Linked DNA regions of Homo sapiens: region 2 is linked to region 1. Evidence: read pairs that join two places in POLR2A ChIA-PET (ENCODE). Cell type or tissue: Caco-2. All regions are shown on one strand. Each heading gives the region's core, and the rest is flanking DNA. Links, peaks and the distances in the headings are about the cores only.

Evidence for each region. ChIA-PET counts read pairs that join two places held together with the same protein. Peaks named below come from ENCODE experiments on the same cell type or tissue, not always from the same donor. Only the 100,000 strongest peaks of a DNase experiment are listed, where the experiment ranks them.
Region 2: POLR2A ChIA-PET joins it to region 1 with 8 read pairs; 2 of 35 experiments call an interaction of 5 or more read pairs at or near these places.

Annotation. Positions count from the first base shown.
Region 1 is chr6:8,239,203-8,247,320 of GRCh38, forward strand. The region is part of intron 3 of LOC105374910 (a long non-coding RNA gene); the gene reads left to right. Among named protein-coding and RNA genes, the nearest start is that of EEF1E1-BLOC1S5, 140 kb to the left of the region's middle. In Caco-2, for the core only: no CTCF peak of the experiment used is centred there; a DNase peak (open chromatin) is centred at 4,449.
Region 2 is chr6:7,799,390-7,807,507 of GRCh38, forward strand. All of the region lies in intron 1 of BMP6 (bone morphogenetic protein 6), which reads left to right. Among named protein-coding and RNA genes, the nearest start is that of BMP6, 77 kb to the left of the region's middle. In Caco-2, for the core only: no CTCF peak of the experiment used is centred there; no DNase peak of the experiment used is centred there.

The DNA of each region.
Region 1 (8,118 bases), core at 1,523-6,522:
ACCCAGAATAGAAATGATCTGACTGCTGAGTACCCTGCCGAGCTGCCTGAGGCAGTTACACATTTCCATTGAGTTATTTTATGATCAGGCCAGTATGTTATTGAAATATTATCTCTTTAGCCTTTCTCATTCTGATAAGAAATGACAGGCTCTCAGAACAGCAATACATACAGAGTACAAAATATGGAGCTGTGGACAAAATTCAGTCGGGGTGAAGAACATTGGCTTTGGAGAATTTCCATGAAAACCAATTATCCTTGGGTTGTATTTTCAAATAGGGCATGGTACACACTCTAATGTCCACTTTAATTGTGATGAGAATTTGCAGCCTCCGTCGATGATTACATTTAGCCCAATTACTGAACAACATTCAAGAAAGATTGCATTGTTTTTAGTAACCTCACTTAAGATGCAATTTCTTTAGCAAATAATGAAATGCTGTAATGTTTCAGAAGCACAGGTAAGAGTTGCAATCTGGATTTGAAGGGTCACTCAGGAAAAAAGGGGAAGGAGATGAAACAAAGAATGTAACATTTCAAGTTAAGTCTTCTGAAAGTGGTCTGATTTAGAACTATTTTGGAAACGACACGCAATATATACAGCTTTGTTAGCTTATTTATCAACATATCGCTGGAGGATCCTGATCTTATTATTGTCTACTCCTTGCTTCTTTATTGTTACTTAATATGTAAGCCATTTCACATAAATAAAATCGATATGTATATATTTATAGATACGTAAGGGAGACACATGGTGTCTCGGGCTGGGTGTCAGGAAACCTGCGATTTATTCTCCAATCTGCATGTGACTAGCTGTGTAACCTTTGGGCAAGCTACAACTTCTCAGGGTCTCAGCATTATCCCCTGTAGAATGAAGAACTTGAACTACATAATTTCCGCCATCGTTCCCTATGATTCTTTTCACTCCCTATCAGCTACATTTTTCCCTCGGTTCTTTCTTCTGTTGCCCAGATATAGATAATCACATTTCTTCTTATGCAAAGTTTGATATCCATGTGATTTTGTATAATCGCCACTTTGTGTGTCTTTGAGACTTTTTGACCTTCTGACAAGTGACTTGTAAGAGGATATAAATTTAGGTGTTCCCAATTATTAGCATTGTTTTCCGTTTTTATAAATTGACCTTCCACAAATCTGAAGTTAGCGTTTTCTTCTGTTCAGCCCAGTCTCCGTGAACTTACGGGATTCATGACTGTTTTGCTTTTCTCCTCCCTTCTTCTTCTTTTTTTTTTAGATAGCATTAATGTAGAAGCAGATGCTGTCTCTCTCTTCACAAATGCTGCACAGTGAATCATCGTAGCCTCTCTGTAAAACTTTAACTTAATGGAGTCCTGGCATTTCTGATGAGACGAGGAACTTAATTTCATAGAACAACCTATTGGACAAGCTGTTCTTGGACATTCCCGTCTCAACTAAATGTTAAAAGTATTAAAATTCACATTAGCACCAGAGGAAATTTTGCATGGGTAATCCTTTAATACAGTGTTTTATGGCTCTATTAGCTGCACAGCAGCTGGTGACATGATGAATTTAATCCATTAAAAAATTCACTAAGAGGTTTGAAAGTCAGCTTTTTAAAACATTATGTTGCTGCAAGGAAAGAGAACTTCTCCTCGGGGCCAGAAACAGGGTGGCTTCACACTGAGGCAGGTACAGGAAACACACCTGCACGCAAAACTTTCACATGCTTGGATGTTTGCACTTAGAGGAGAGCTAGAATGATAGGTGAGAATTCAGGACACAGGCTGAGAAGGGGCTGACACAGTGCAACAATTCTGACTCAATCTCCTACTTGTTTCTTGCTTTTAAGAGAAGGTTTAATATAGATATTAAATGATGGTGTTATTTTTGAACGTGCTAACATGTTTTCTTGTGCTGATGTATGTCTTCGTGTAAAATCAGAAATGCTTCAAGCCTTTAATTAGAGACCTAATTATTTATCTTGAGAGAATTTAAGTAAGAAAATGTTTTCCACCCTTGATATAAGTAAGCTTCTTTGCAAAGTTAACTGTGTGGAAAGGTTTTGGCCTGAGGAATTTGAGGTCTTACTTCAAAGAAATGCTGTAGATTTGAATGTCTATAGGGCATTGGAATGGATCCTGGGCACAGGATGTCTAAGTTGCACCTTGGATGGCTTAGTGAGTAAGGACCAGTCCAGGAATAGACTAATGGTTTTAACCAGTAGGCTTTGAATTCTTACACTGATCTTTCCAAATAAGACTGTCTCAAAAAAAAAAAAAATGTACCTTGTCCAGCCCTAACAGATTTTGCAAGCTGCTAGGTAGGATTATTGTTCTCAAAGTCATGAGTTTGGTAAAAGGAGAATTAGTTTGTAACGAATATGTATTTCTGAGCAGAGGCAGTAACAGGTCACCTTGGATCAAATTGCCCAACATCCACAAATGAGTTTGTCACTGTATTCAACCCTCATGAGTGAAAAAATAGGCAGCTTAACTTAGCAGTGGTTTTTACCTAAACAACTCATTTATGTAATTCCCATGTTCATGTGAAGTCACTTATGTTATATCCTCACTTAGCATAACTTGATGTAGAAGGGGAATTGCTATTTCTTGTGGTGCAGCTATTATGGATCGTAAGAGCAGAAATGAAATCCACTTCATCTGCCTCGCAGGAGATCTGTAATGGTCCCGAAAGTGTAAATAAACCACCAGGTTGAAAATGGAAACAGCCATTGTATTCTTGAGTATTAAAAATTGGTTTATTTTTCTTCCAACATGAGAGGCTTCATTTTTCTAGAATTGCTACCTGGCTATGAAAGGTCCTTCCCTCTGTCCCATGGAAGGGGACATGAACATTCTAAAATTATTTTCCATAATCTCCCCCACCAAAAATGCTACCAATAGTTTGCCTTTTAATGGAAAATTTGATGTATTAGAAAACAGTTGAACTTGAGAGCTAAGAGCTGTTAGCTTGAGTGAAATCTGGTTTGATAATATCTCACCCTGTGTTTGAGGCTGATTGATCTAGATGCACCTCCTTGCCCCCTGTGCTTTTACAAAGACCCCTTTCATGGGTGTGCAGTAATGTGTTTCTTTTTCCAATCTACATGGTTCCTTGTGACTGAGCCTGTTGTAAGAAGGGTTATGCAGTCTGAGTGCCCGACTAATGATACTGCCTTCTGTAAAAAAAAAAAAAAAAAGAAAAAAAGAAACACAAACTCCATAACAATGATTTCCTTATTGAAAAAAAATGCATAACCAAAATCCAGTCAATAGTGTCATCATAACCGTACACGCCATTTCCATATACACAGTATTTTCTTAAGCAAGAAGGATTGTGGTTGACATTTTCGATTTTATAGTAAAGCATCAGACAAATGTAAAATAATGACATCTTTTTGACAAGCGTAGGTATTTTGATAGCATTTAGTACGGTACTTCCATTCCCAAAGAATCTGTAAATGAGAGCAATTTGTGTTTCTCCATGGTTTGATTGATTCCAGTGATTCTTGAATTGCCACTACAGGATAGTACAGGGTGGGCCATGCTGGGTTACTTGAGGCGTAATTAGCTAATCCTAGCATCCAAGAAAAACCCCTTAGCCACTTCAACTTCTTCTCTGCTTTCTCCTCCTCGCAGTGCAGTGCTGGGGAATGTTTGACACCGTCCTCCTCTCTCATATATGTGAACATTGATAGCCTCTGCGAACTGGCCCCACAGTTGTCAATTTTTTGACTGTGGGCTGAGACCCATTAGCTCAAATGCTTACTAGTGCCCAATCCAAATTTGTACACATCAGTTATTTTTAAAATAGCTCAAACAAGCAAATTTTGAAGCCATTTAGAAACTGCCTGATTTGCATACCTGCATAACCTCACCCAACAGCTGTCATCTATTGATAATACACGGCCTTCCCATGATAAAATCCCAAGCTGCTATTCTTCCCAATGAGCCCTCTGAGCTCCCTGACCCAGAGACTGCTCTCTGTGCTGCTGTGCCACATCACTAGACATCTGAGCCCCTCTTCTCCCCTCTTCTCCTGGAGAGTTGCCTATGCTCCCCCATTCTGAGCAGCGGCCTCTGCTTTTTAGCCTCTGAACAGACTTCTTCTATGAGGGACTTTCTCCCCCATGCAACCCTGTCCAAGCACCAAGCTTGTTATGTGTTGCTGTTTCTTAATCACTCCCAAATCCCTCAAACCCCTGACATCCTTCTCCCTCCTCCTCTTTCCCATTTCTTCACAATAAGCAAAACAACCTTGAGGGCTATACGCTTACAGGAGGAGGAGGAGAAAATAGAAGAGGAATATGGAAATTGGGAAAAGACTGCCAGTATATATACAGACTTGACTATTGTGAGACAAAGTAACCAATATAAGAAGCCACGCTTGCTCATTTCTGCTTGAACCCCCAACTCTGATGAAATGCAGCTCTCTGGAAGAATGCCTTGAAGACAAAACAGAATAGAGCACACAGCCTCCCCACGTCTCTTGCCTGAGTCATTACATTCCTTAAAAGATAAATGACCTCGCCTTGCCTTTTCCTACACATAAGATAACATCTGACAGGGTTAGTGATTATGCATCCACAATCTATAACCAAATGTACTTTAGTAATCTATAACCAGATGTACTCTTACACCCAAACTTTCATGAGATTTGCACTTACTGAATCTTCACCACCTGTATATAAACTGTGAGTTGTAGTACTGTGTTGGAGCAGTCTGACAGAACTGCCCCCAAGCTGTAGGCCTCCATCTATAGTTTTCAGTGAGGCTTCTAAATAAAACTTACTGTCATTTTTTCAATGGTCCTGGGTCCTCTGCTGAGCAACTGACATAGGGAAGGCACATCTGAGTAAGACAAGGGAGAGCACAGGTACACTTGAAAAAGAAAAGGAAACAGATGTAGTGACTGCTCTTCCTGACCCATGTTCACATAGCTATCTATGAATTGGTTTCTTCCTCTGTTCCCCGTCTGCTAACATTCATTCACTTATTCTTTTTTTTTTTTTTTTTTTTTTTTGACGCAGGGTCTTCCTCTGTCTCCCAGGCTGAAGTACAGCAGTGTGATCATAGCTCACTTCAGCCTCCACCTCCTGGGCTCAAGTGATCCTTCTGCCTCAGCCTCCCAAGTAGCTAGCATTACAGGCATGTGCCACCATGCCTGGCTAATGTTTCTTAAAAAATTTCTGTACATAGAGGGTCTCGCCATGTTGCACAGGCTGGTCTCGAACTCCTGGTCTCAAGCGATCCTCTTGCCTTGACCTCCCAAAGCAGTGGGATTACAGGCATGAGCCACCACACTCACCCCCACGTTTTTTTTCTTGGAGACAGGGACTCACTTTGTCATCCAGGCTGGAGTGCAGTGGTGTGATCACGGCTCCCTAGATCCTTGATCTCCTGGGCTCAAGCAATTCTCCTGCCTCAGCCTCCCGAGTAGCTGGGACTACAGGCATGCACTACCACGCATGGCTGGTTTTTTAAAAAATTTTTGTAGAGATAGAGTCTTGCTATGTTGCCCAGGCTGGTCTTGAACGTCTGGCCTCAAGCAAACTTCCTGCCTTGGCCTCCCAAAGTGTTAGGATTACTGGTGTGAGCCACTGCATCCAGCCCACTTATTCTTTCGTTCCACAGATTCTGGTGGACTCCCTCCTATGTGACTTGCCCTGAGCACTGGGGTACAGTGAAGAATGAAGTATAAATTAGATTATGGTGTAGGGGAAATTCCAACCAAATAGGAAAGGAAGCTATGAAAAGAGCCCACCTTCCTAAGCCCCAGTGGACTGTGGGGAGGGCGAGAAGAGTTTAGACAGCTGGGTGGTTAGGTGCCAGGAGCCTTTTTTCACTCCTCTCAGGCCTGAGATCTGAGCCATCAAGTTCTCTTGGGAGAAGTTTTAGACAGTCGGGCATGGTGTGGGGGAGGCTGCAGGTCCCTATGAACACTTATATCACAGTGATCCCAAAGTGAATTCCCCATAATCCCAGGAAGTGCCCAGCGTAGGACTCCACAGACACATTTGTTTGGCGAACACTCCATACTGCACAGTCCTGTAAGACAATGCTTGATGTGCATGCAGATCACCTGGGGATGATGCTAGCTCAGTAGGTCCATGTGGGGCCTGAGCATCCGCATTCCTAACCAGCGCTCCAGTGACGCGATGCTGCTGGTCCATAAGCCCTATTTTGAGCAACGAGGCTTCTGAGATTCTTTCTGCCTCTTGGTGTATTGAAGGCACTAAGACATCTTTTCATGAACCCAACTGTATTTGTCTAACATGGTCATTTACAAAGTGACTACAGCACAACTATGGGAGCTTTTGGGAGCATTTCAGGAAACTTTGCACTATTAGCCTCATGGTATTTCGCTGCATTATCAAGCAAGAATTCTGTTTATTGTGTGTGAGTGTGTGTGCATTGGAGTGTGGACGTGTGCCACAGAACTCTAGGTGGCAGAGTGTATTTTGCAAAAATAATTGACCACACTGTTTCCCATGTTATCTAAGAACCTCATTGACTCCTCCTCAAGAGGTGGCATGTATATTTCTTCCCCTTGAACCTGGGCTTGTGTGACAGTCTCGGCTAGTAGAGAGCGGCCAAAGTGTGATTTGTGATGTTAGGTCATAAAAGGTGATTCTGCTTCCACCTGCTCCCTCTCAGGACAATTGCTCTGAGCTTTCAGTCACCATGTGAGAAGTCTGGCTACCCTGAGGCCAGCACATGCAGAGACCACATGGAGAGATGAGAGGCAGAGAGAGCCGCCCAAGGAACTCCAGCTGTTCCAGCACCCAGCTGTTTGAATCCTCCCAGCCCAGGCACTAAACGTGAATGAAAAGCTCTCAAGACAACCTCAGCCCTCGGACCCAGCCACAGACTGATTGCCACTGTATGAGAGACCTCAGATGAAAACTGTCAAGTGGAGCCCGGCTAGCTAACAGATTTATAAGCAAAATAAGTGATTGTTATTGTTTCAAGCCACCATTTTGAAGTGGCTTTTCTGCAGCAATAGATGCCTGGAGGAGTCCTAATAATAAAAATTAATCAGATGGAGGATCTGCTTTTTTATTTTCTCTTAGGACTAAGGAAAGGCTTGGTATAATCTTTGAACTGAGATAAAGAATAAGTTACTCTTAAAATTTTCCAACAAATGGAGTCCTTATTGTCTGTAGTTAGTACCCAAAGCTTAGACACTTTCTCTCTACATACCCTTCCAAGGATAAGGCTGTATTTTGTAATGCCAGATGACACAATCTGATAAACAAGCAGACACCCATTAAAATGAATGAATGTCAAAATTTTTTCATGCTTATTTGTTATTAACGACTGAGAATGTGAAGGTGCAATTCAAATAGTTTATTATTGTTATAGGTTTGTGGCAATATATTACAGTTTACGCCTTGGCTTAGAAGTTGATTACAAGTTTTATGAGACTGAGTGCCTGTTATTGGCAATCTTGATGTTTTCTTTTTCCCTGTAACATGTCACAGACAATTGATTTATATGTAGTCAATGATTTTTTATACTATATCATTTCAATAAAAAAATTAAAGAAGAAAGTGTGTAGTAGGGAGTGGAAAGAAGACAATGAAGGCTGCATCAGTCATGGTGGGATTTGAAAATGTATTAATAATCTGCATATACTCTATGAAATCCATCTGAGAACGTTTTATGTTCTTTGCAAGAGACAAAACAAGTCATCAGAGACTTCTTATAAACACAGGTGGTGCTTATTAACTGAGAAATAAACATTTTACACTCCTGATGATTAGCTAGACAAGTTTTCATGTGCTCCTGCACTTTTGGGAAATGGTTTTTATTTTCTTTTCTATTTTTTTCTCTCAATTCTGATTACCTTCCTTCTATATGAACAGCTTGAGTTAGTGGTGCAGTGATACCTAAAATATCTCTGACAGATTTTGGGTACGGGGAAGATATTAGCAATCTATTTTACAATGATCATCATAATAAAATATGACACTCTGCAAATTTGAACAGATATGGCCATGCAGCCTTAATGCAAATAAACAAAGACTTCATATGTGAATAGGGAATTATGTTTGTATCTACAAATAATTGGCTAAATAGGGAACATCTAGTTTACCTGTTCTGTTTTATCTGTCATTACCACATATTGCTTCAGT
Region 2 (8,118 bases), core at 1,719-6,718, 440 kb before region 1:
GATTAATTCAGGGAAGTCCTGTTCAGATTATTGAAAAGATCAAAGTTATGATTTCTTTTTTTGAAGAAGGGCTATTTGATTCCAACTGAATGTTAGTGTGCCAGTTATTTAACTCTTCTGGGCCTTCCTTATAAATAAGGAGTATAGACAATGATGAAATTAAGGTCTCTTCTAGGCAGGCATCCTATAAGATTAGAACTATTACTTTGAAATACCTACAGCAACTGGTAATGAGCTGGCAGAGTAGTCCTCACCGCTCAGCTTACTTTAATAAATAAGCAGCCATGATTTATAGTTGACAAGAGCACCAGCCAAAATCTATTCTCCTTGACTTATAGTTACACTGATTATAAAAAAAAAAAAAAAGATAATGTCTCTGGTGCTTAAAAGCATATTATCATAGAGTCTTTAAAACTTGAAAGGATTTTGATTTTATTCTCTACTCTCATTCACAGTTGAGCCTGTGCCCTGACCTAGGTGTCATCTGCATTTGCTTAAGGAACCGATCACTTATTGATAGGTGCAAATGTTGAAGGGTCAGGTGTCATCAATAAGCATACATTCCAAAATCATGAAGTCCTGAATTGATGAAGTTCTACTGCACGGTTCTTTTGGAGTTGTTTATATTAACTTTATCAGGATATCTTCTCTCATCCAAAAGAGATGAGTGTTATTACGATAAAGGAAGGGGTGTGTGTGTGTGTGTGTGTGTGTGTGTGTGTGTGTGTGTGTGATCTAAAAGAAGCCACCCTGGCATATGATTTCTTCCCTCCTCACATACCCACTTCCAAACATGTCAGATTTACTGCAATCCTTTATCTCAGATGCCTGTACTATAAAGTGGGATAATCCTTATCTTTGCTACTTCACAGTGAGTAGTGGAGACAAATGAGATAGTAAATAGGAGCATTCTTTGAACTCTTATGGAGAGAGCTTTTAAATACAGACTTTAAAAAAGAGTCAGATAATTCCAGTGGAAAATTTTGTAGATAATCAATAATGTCCATAAAATGTTACATTAGACCTCACATCTCCTTCACAGAATGGCCTTTGTCCCTGTAGCCTGAGTGTCTCACAAAATCTCTAACATTTATATCCTGAAAAAGCTCTTCTTCTGTCCCTCCCCTGCCCATGGTGTCTGGGAGGCCCAGTCTAAACCATGTCTGGGTGGCAAGGTCTTTGTTTTCTTCTTATTAAGCTCTGGGGGTTTGATTGTAGCTCTCCCCTACTATAAAAGCACCTTTCTTTTCCTCTAGGGTTTGGGGATGGATTGATATATTTACTTCTAGTTATCCTGGGGTTCCTTTTATTATTCTGTCTTATTTCCATATGCAGGAGCATGATAGAAGTATTTATTGGACTTTGTTTTACAAACCAACCAATAAATTGATTCATTAAAACTTCATTAATTTAAGGAAATTATATTTAACCCACATTTTCTAGGGTTCTAGGGCCAATGATTTGTCATTTGAACTGGCTAGGGTTAGGTTTTCAGGCTGTGGTCATAAAATAAAGCGGGGGGAGGGGGGGGCACATGTCCTTGACCTTGGCTCCAGTCAGTCAAGTTGGTCAGTGCCACCATGTGTACTTCCATGAGAGCTTGCTGCAGGTACCTAAGTTTTTCAGAACTGAGACTGTTCTCATCTGGCCACTTAATTTGGAGGAAGATATGTATCTCAGTTCCAGAATGTAGTAACGAAGGCAAAAATGAAGCAAAATATTTCTAAATTGATGCTCTCTCCTGCACAAATGAATAGTATTCGTTCACTTTGGGTGGCTTGGCATCAACTTTTTAAGACAGCATTTATTAACTTGAACCGAATCCTCTTAAAAATTTTCTTGCATAATTTCCAAACTGCTTTGTTTACTGTTTTCTTGAAGACCAGTCCTCTTGTTTTTGGCATTGGCTGATACTATTGGACTTCAATCCAGTGCTTCATCGCTGAGCGGTGACGCACTGAGAAACTCGATAGAGAAGCACCTGCAGTTAGTGACGCTCGGGTGGACTCTGCCAGGCTGGATCTGAATAAATCCTTAAGAGCAAACCCAGGTGAACAGGAAATCATTTCCTTCTGGTCAACATTGAGCTCTGAGATCCATAGTGATCAAATGCTGAGGTCCAGGACAGTTGGGTGCTGCCAAGTCACGTTTCATCCACAGGCTTGGCATCACCTTGTGACCTCAGTGGGTTCTGTGAAATAGCTCAGGGGCTGAAGAAGTCTGTCCAGATAATAGAGTAGTGTCAGAGAAAAAATTTCCCACCACTTTTCCCTCCCAGTCTGGGAGATGTGTGCCAAATTGGGGTGGGTGGGAAGCTGAAGTGGCTTGCAGAATGCAGCATGAACACAGATGCCTTCTGCCTCTTTGCAAGGTTTATGGAGAACTGAGACATGGGGGTGCTGCTCATGATTTAGTGGGCTCCTGAGCCACAGTAGACACAACAGATGTTGTTCTTGTTGGCAGAAGCAACGGCCTGATATCAAGCAATATGGGGTGCAGATGGTCCTATACTACAATTGATGAATCCGGTCAGCTTGCTCTAGGTCAGGGAGACATAGGCACTGCCCAGAAATTCATAGAAGGCCCCTTCTGTCAGGGAGATGTGGAGTGCCCCCAGCCAGACAGAGATCCAGAGGGTACATTCCAAATCTGCTTCCTGAACACAGAGGACCTGCCAACAGGCCATTTAGAAGGCATTTGGTGGAATGCTCAAGAGAAATGCAGCCTGGATGAGAACCTTATGTGAGCCATTTAATTTGCTACCTAACTCAGTTCATCTCTTTGTGTCTGTTATTAAAGAAAAAGCTCTAAAGAAAAGCTTACAGATATTTTGGATTTAAGAGAAGAGTATGATTGATTATATAACGGAGCCCAATGGGAAGAGTGTCTTATTTGATGTTTTCCCTCATTCAATCATTAAATGTTAATTGAGGACCTCTGTTCTCAGCACCAGCTATGATGGTAATGAAACAGGTATGATCCCTCACCTCTCCCTTGAGGCCCATTCAGTCATATGATGGAGCAGCATTCAGAGACCAATGATGGGCCCAATAGCTGTTCTTTATTGAACTGTTTCCCAGACGTTGTAATCCTCACAAGTAAGGGGTTTCTAATAAGGCAGTCAAAATTAATGGAACAGGCCCACCGTTCAGCATGACACTAGATTTGTGGCGGGATTGAGTGAGGACAACACTATTTGATGGGCTTGCATCAGGGAGGGAGGAAGACAGGGCAGTCACTTGATGAGGAGGGATGGGTGCTGCCATCAGCAACAACCTATGCACCTTCTGAGCAGGTCACTGAAAGGAGAGGAAGGTGGCAGTGTCCTTGGATGGACTGAGACTTGTCCTTTGATTGTCACCTGACAGTGAAGGGTTTCCTCATCCCAGAGAGACATTCTTAGGCAATTGCCTTCTTTCCAGATGGTGAGACTGAGTAGGTCTGGGGCCCATCTGGCCTTCTGGCTTAGAGCTGAATATGCGGTAGGGAAGGAGGGGGTCAGACACTCATTTATTCGTTCACCGAATGCTCATAGAATGCCTGCTCCCTGCAGGTGCTGTGGGATACAACAGATGCTAAGAGAGATATGGTTGCTATACAGATGAACCTTTCTTTCCAAGGAGGGAGACAAAAGCAAATCAACCTGGGAAGAAAAACACTTGAAGTTGTGATGGGTGCTAGGAAGGAAGCCTGCAGAGGCTTGAATGGGAAAATAGTAGACTCGGGATGGGGTTGGCCAGGGCAGGTCCCTTCCTCCCAGGGAAGAGTGGCGCAGGCAGAGGGAGCAGCGTACATCCACCTCAAGGTAGAAAGACCGTGACTGGCTCAAGCTTGGCTAGAGCATCCGTGGTCAAGAGCAGTGGGACAGGTTGGGGAGGGAGGTGACGGCCAGATCATTGAGAGTTTTAGCTTCCTTGAAAAAAAGTCTGGGTTTGGTCCAACTCAAATCCACTGAAGGGTTTGAGCATAGCTGTGATGTCATCCTAGACACCACTACCACATTAATGGTCTCTGTGGGTTATGATACAACACTCAAATCTTAGGGGATTCCCCACTGCCTTCTCGTTGGCATCAGCTTGTCTTAATCTTTCATTTCTTCCCATCCTGCACCTTAAGCTCTAACCTAATGGCAACCTCTACTCCCTACACATTCACAGTCTACTTCAAGCCTTTGTCCATGCCACTGTCTCCACCTACAGAAAACTCCCCACCCTGCAAGGCCTGGTTCACGTGGCATCCCCTTCACCATGCCTCTCTTTTGTAGTTTTCTCGGCCCAGATGTGATCGCCCTTCTCTGCCAGCCCTTTGTAACTTATGAATACCGCTATATTTCATTGATTTCAAGATGCACCATTTTTTTTTCACATTTAACTTGCGAAATCAGGTCGGGCCTAACAATTGCTAGTGTATTGTTTAATTGGCCATGCTTTTCCTCTCTTAGCAGTTACATAAATGAACGCTGCATTTTACTATCACTGGCATATTAGATTGGATGAAATATGGTAATTAATTTTTACCAGGTACTACAGTAATCAATATAATTGCATTTTCCCCTCTTGAAATCAGATCTCTGAGCATAGGAGCACATGGTCCCCCTTTCAGTATCCCAAGGTAAGCACACTTTTTGACATGCAAAGTTGGTGCCCTCCAATGAATATAAAATGCTAAATGAGAGGAAAATGTGCAGGAAACAATAAGGGATTTGTTCCAGCTGGATCTGACACACTAAATTGGAGCATTATAAGAGATGGAAATGTCTAGAGTGGGATGAGTGACCCGTTTAGTAGTAAGCCCAAATGTCAAGCTAAGGAATTCTGATCTCTCAAGGATTATCCCACACTGTAAATTGCAGGCAAAGCCATCGGGTAGGAAATTAAAGCAGAGGTTAAAGTAACTTTTTTTTTTTTAAACTCTCACTTAAAACTTACATATTTTTAAAAATTACCTCCTCTTCTCATTAGCCATCTGGCCATGCAAACTGGCTTTCACACTCCTTTCTTTCTTTCTTTCCTTTGCTTTTTTCTTTATTATTCAGTAGAGGTGCTGGTTTATACATAGTGATTGTCAGGACAGAGTTTTCAGGCAGCTCTATGACTATTGGGACCAGTCGCCAAAGTCCTTCATTTAAATGACCAATTTCACATTCAGTCTGGACTTCAATGGGGATGAAGATTTTAGAACCCGAAGACACATGGGTAATGCTGGAAGTCTTTTTCTCTTTCCCTATGAATGGAAAATTCATTCATTCATTTAGCAAACATCTGGTGTCTTTTACGTGCCAGTCACAGTGCTGGGTTTGAAGAATACACAGATAAAAATATGCTCGGTCCCTTCACATAGCTTCTATTCTAAACACAAGGAGAGTTTGTTAGTAGATTATTTCTACAGTGTCATGTATAGATGTATAGACTACCTTCTGTACTGGATTGGTTTAAATTAGATGATTTCCATGATGGGACTAGAGGATTTTAAGAATATTTTCCAACGCTTTCTACAACTGATTTTTTTTTTTCTTAGTGTATTAAAAAACACAGCCATTGCACAGAAATAATCTCCCACTTTCCAACCAACCTGATGCTTGTAAACTCCCTCTCAGGTCACACCAGAGGGACGAAATCATTTATAGAAAGCAAATTACTATTAAATCCTAAGCAATTTTATTGTTGAAAGTTTAACCCTATTTATATAATACTGTCATTGATGTGATGTAAATTTCTTTGCCCATTTCAATGTTTTGTCCCTAGTCTACAGATTCTATTAGATCCAGTAGACAGTGACGTGAAGGATTATGAATCCTCCCTGAGGTCTTTTCCGTGTAAAAGAGCTCTGTTGGTTGCTCATCTTTCATCTTTTCAGTGCAGCCAGAATAATCGCTGAGCTCACTGTCCGTATCTTATACAATGCGGACTTCATAAATGTTATCTTTTGGATTACAGAGCTGCACACTGACACACAGGTATGTGAAGAGATCTGTATCTATTCAACACACACACGATTATTATCTTGGTTGTAGTCACCTTAAAAAGTAGAATGAAATTTGTGTTATTTTAATGAGAGATACTGAGATGCTGCTATTCTTTGTGGTTTTCTATTAGGTTCATTTAAAGAAGCAAGCCTGTCCTGCTGTCTTATTTTAATGGTTTAGGACGGATGGAATTTTAATTGTATAGATGCAGCAGATCCTTTGGAAGGAAACCGGATCTACCCCATTAGAGTTTCATAGAGGTTTCAGATAACAGAAATGAATGTGAATCAACTAGCGCCTATTTCATTATGACTGGGGAAAACAAACAGTGTCAATATTTGGTACAAGAGCTCTTCCGTTTTAAAAGAGCAACTTGTAAGAGCCATGTAAGGCAAAATAAAACCTCACAAAGAGAATTCTGAGGGTCGGTAGAGATGATAAAATACTCTAGCACAGAAATCAAAAGACCATTAAAATCTTAAATATGCCATGATTTGAAAAACGTCCCAGTGAGGCTTCCCACAGTAAGCGAGGTCATCATAGAAGGCACGTTTGAATCTGTTTATCTCGGGTTGGAATGACACATGACTGCAGCCACATTCAGGCTCATTACTGCTGAAGTGTGAAGTGTCCACTTGGAAAGAATGCATTCTTTCACACATAAAGATTGCTGCATTCTGAGATGTGGGGTCAGCAATGTGGTTGGATGTTTTTTAGGAGATTAACATCGAACATATTTTCTACAAAGCCTGCTCAACAAGTTAACCACTTGGTGCCAGCCTCCTGGGGGCCCCGACATGGGGCAAGCACTGCTCTGGGGATTTCCAGCATCCTGAGACTTTCCCTCACCCTCACACATAGCAGATCAGGGTCTTCAAGTGCAGGTGACACATACATTGTGATCCACCTCAACCTGATGAAATTGATTTCTCTTAGTACCTATTGCTTCTACATGTGAATAGGCAATCTATAAGTTACATTCCCTGTGTCCCATTTTTAGGATTACTAACCAGCTGATTGCCCATGTGAGGACATCTTTATGAGTGTTTGCATTATCCTGGTGAGAATTTATGTAGCTCTTCTAATGTGTAAATTGCTAAACTTTTTCTTCCCCTACCTGAAATTTTGACTTACATGTGTATGGCTTTTGTAATTGCGTGAATGTATTCTATTGGCTATTGATGGTTTCTCTGATTCTAGGAAACACATACTTCTGCTGATCCTGACAACCAGAAAAAACAAAAACAAAAACAAAAAAAAACAAGTGATTTAAACAAAGCAAGTACAAAGTCATTACAGAGATTTCTTTTTTTTTTAGTATGGACTATTCTTAGTTATCTTTTTCTTTTCTTGGGTTGGATAATTTTAAATATTTTATACATCCTAATGAAATTAATATTTTCCACTTAAAATAGCTTATCTTGTTGAACTGTGATTGGATTGCTAAATAATTTTTAAAAGAAGATTAAAGTTTCATGCCTTGTCAAGAGGCCAATTAATGTAGCACAGCTAGGCAGGTAGGAAAGAAAAACTTCACCTGTCACAAGATAGGAATGTGTTGGTTGATACTCCCTGTCTTCCTTTGAAATCATACCATCGAAATGAAAGTTGTCCCTAGTTTTAATAACCTCCTGACAAGAGGATTCCACTGTTTCTCTGCTATCCCATTTCAATATTTAACAACTTTCTAAAAGTCTGAGCATCTCTTGCTTCAGATTGTCAATTTTTCTGTTATTGTTAGGAAACAGAGGGTCATTCTCTTACGTAATACTCTCCTTATGATTGTGGTCGGGGAAGAGAATGGTGCCCCACAGGAATCTTAGACCTCCTGTTCTATCTCCATCCTTTCGATATACAAAGGGCAGCAGTTCTCAAAGTGTGGTCCATGGACCAGCAGCATCAGCATCTCCTGGGACCTCGTTGTTTTTTGTTTGTTTGTTTTTGTTTTGTTTGTTTGAGACAGATTTTTGCTCTTGTTGCCCAGGCTGGAGTGCAGTGACGCACTCTCTGCTTATTGGAACCTCCACCTTCCAGTTTCAAGTGATTCTCCTGCCTCAGCCTCCAGAGTAGCACAGGCCACCACACCCGGCTGATTTTTGCATTTTTAGTAGAGACGGGGTTTCACCATGTTGGCCAGACTGGTCTCGAACTCC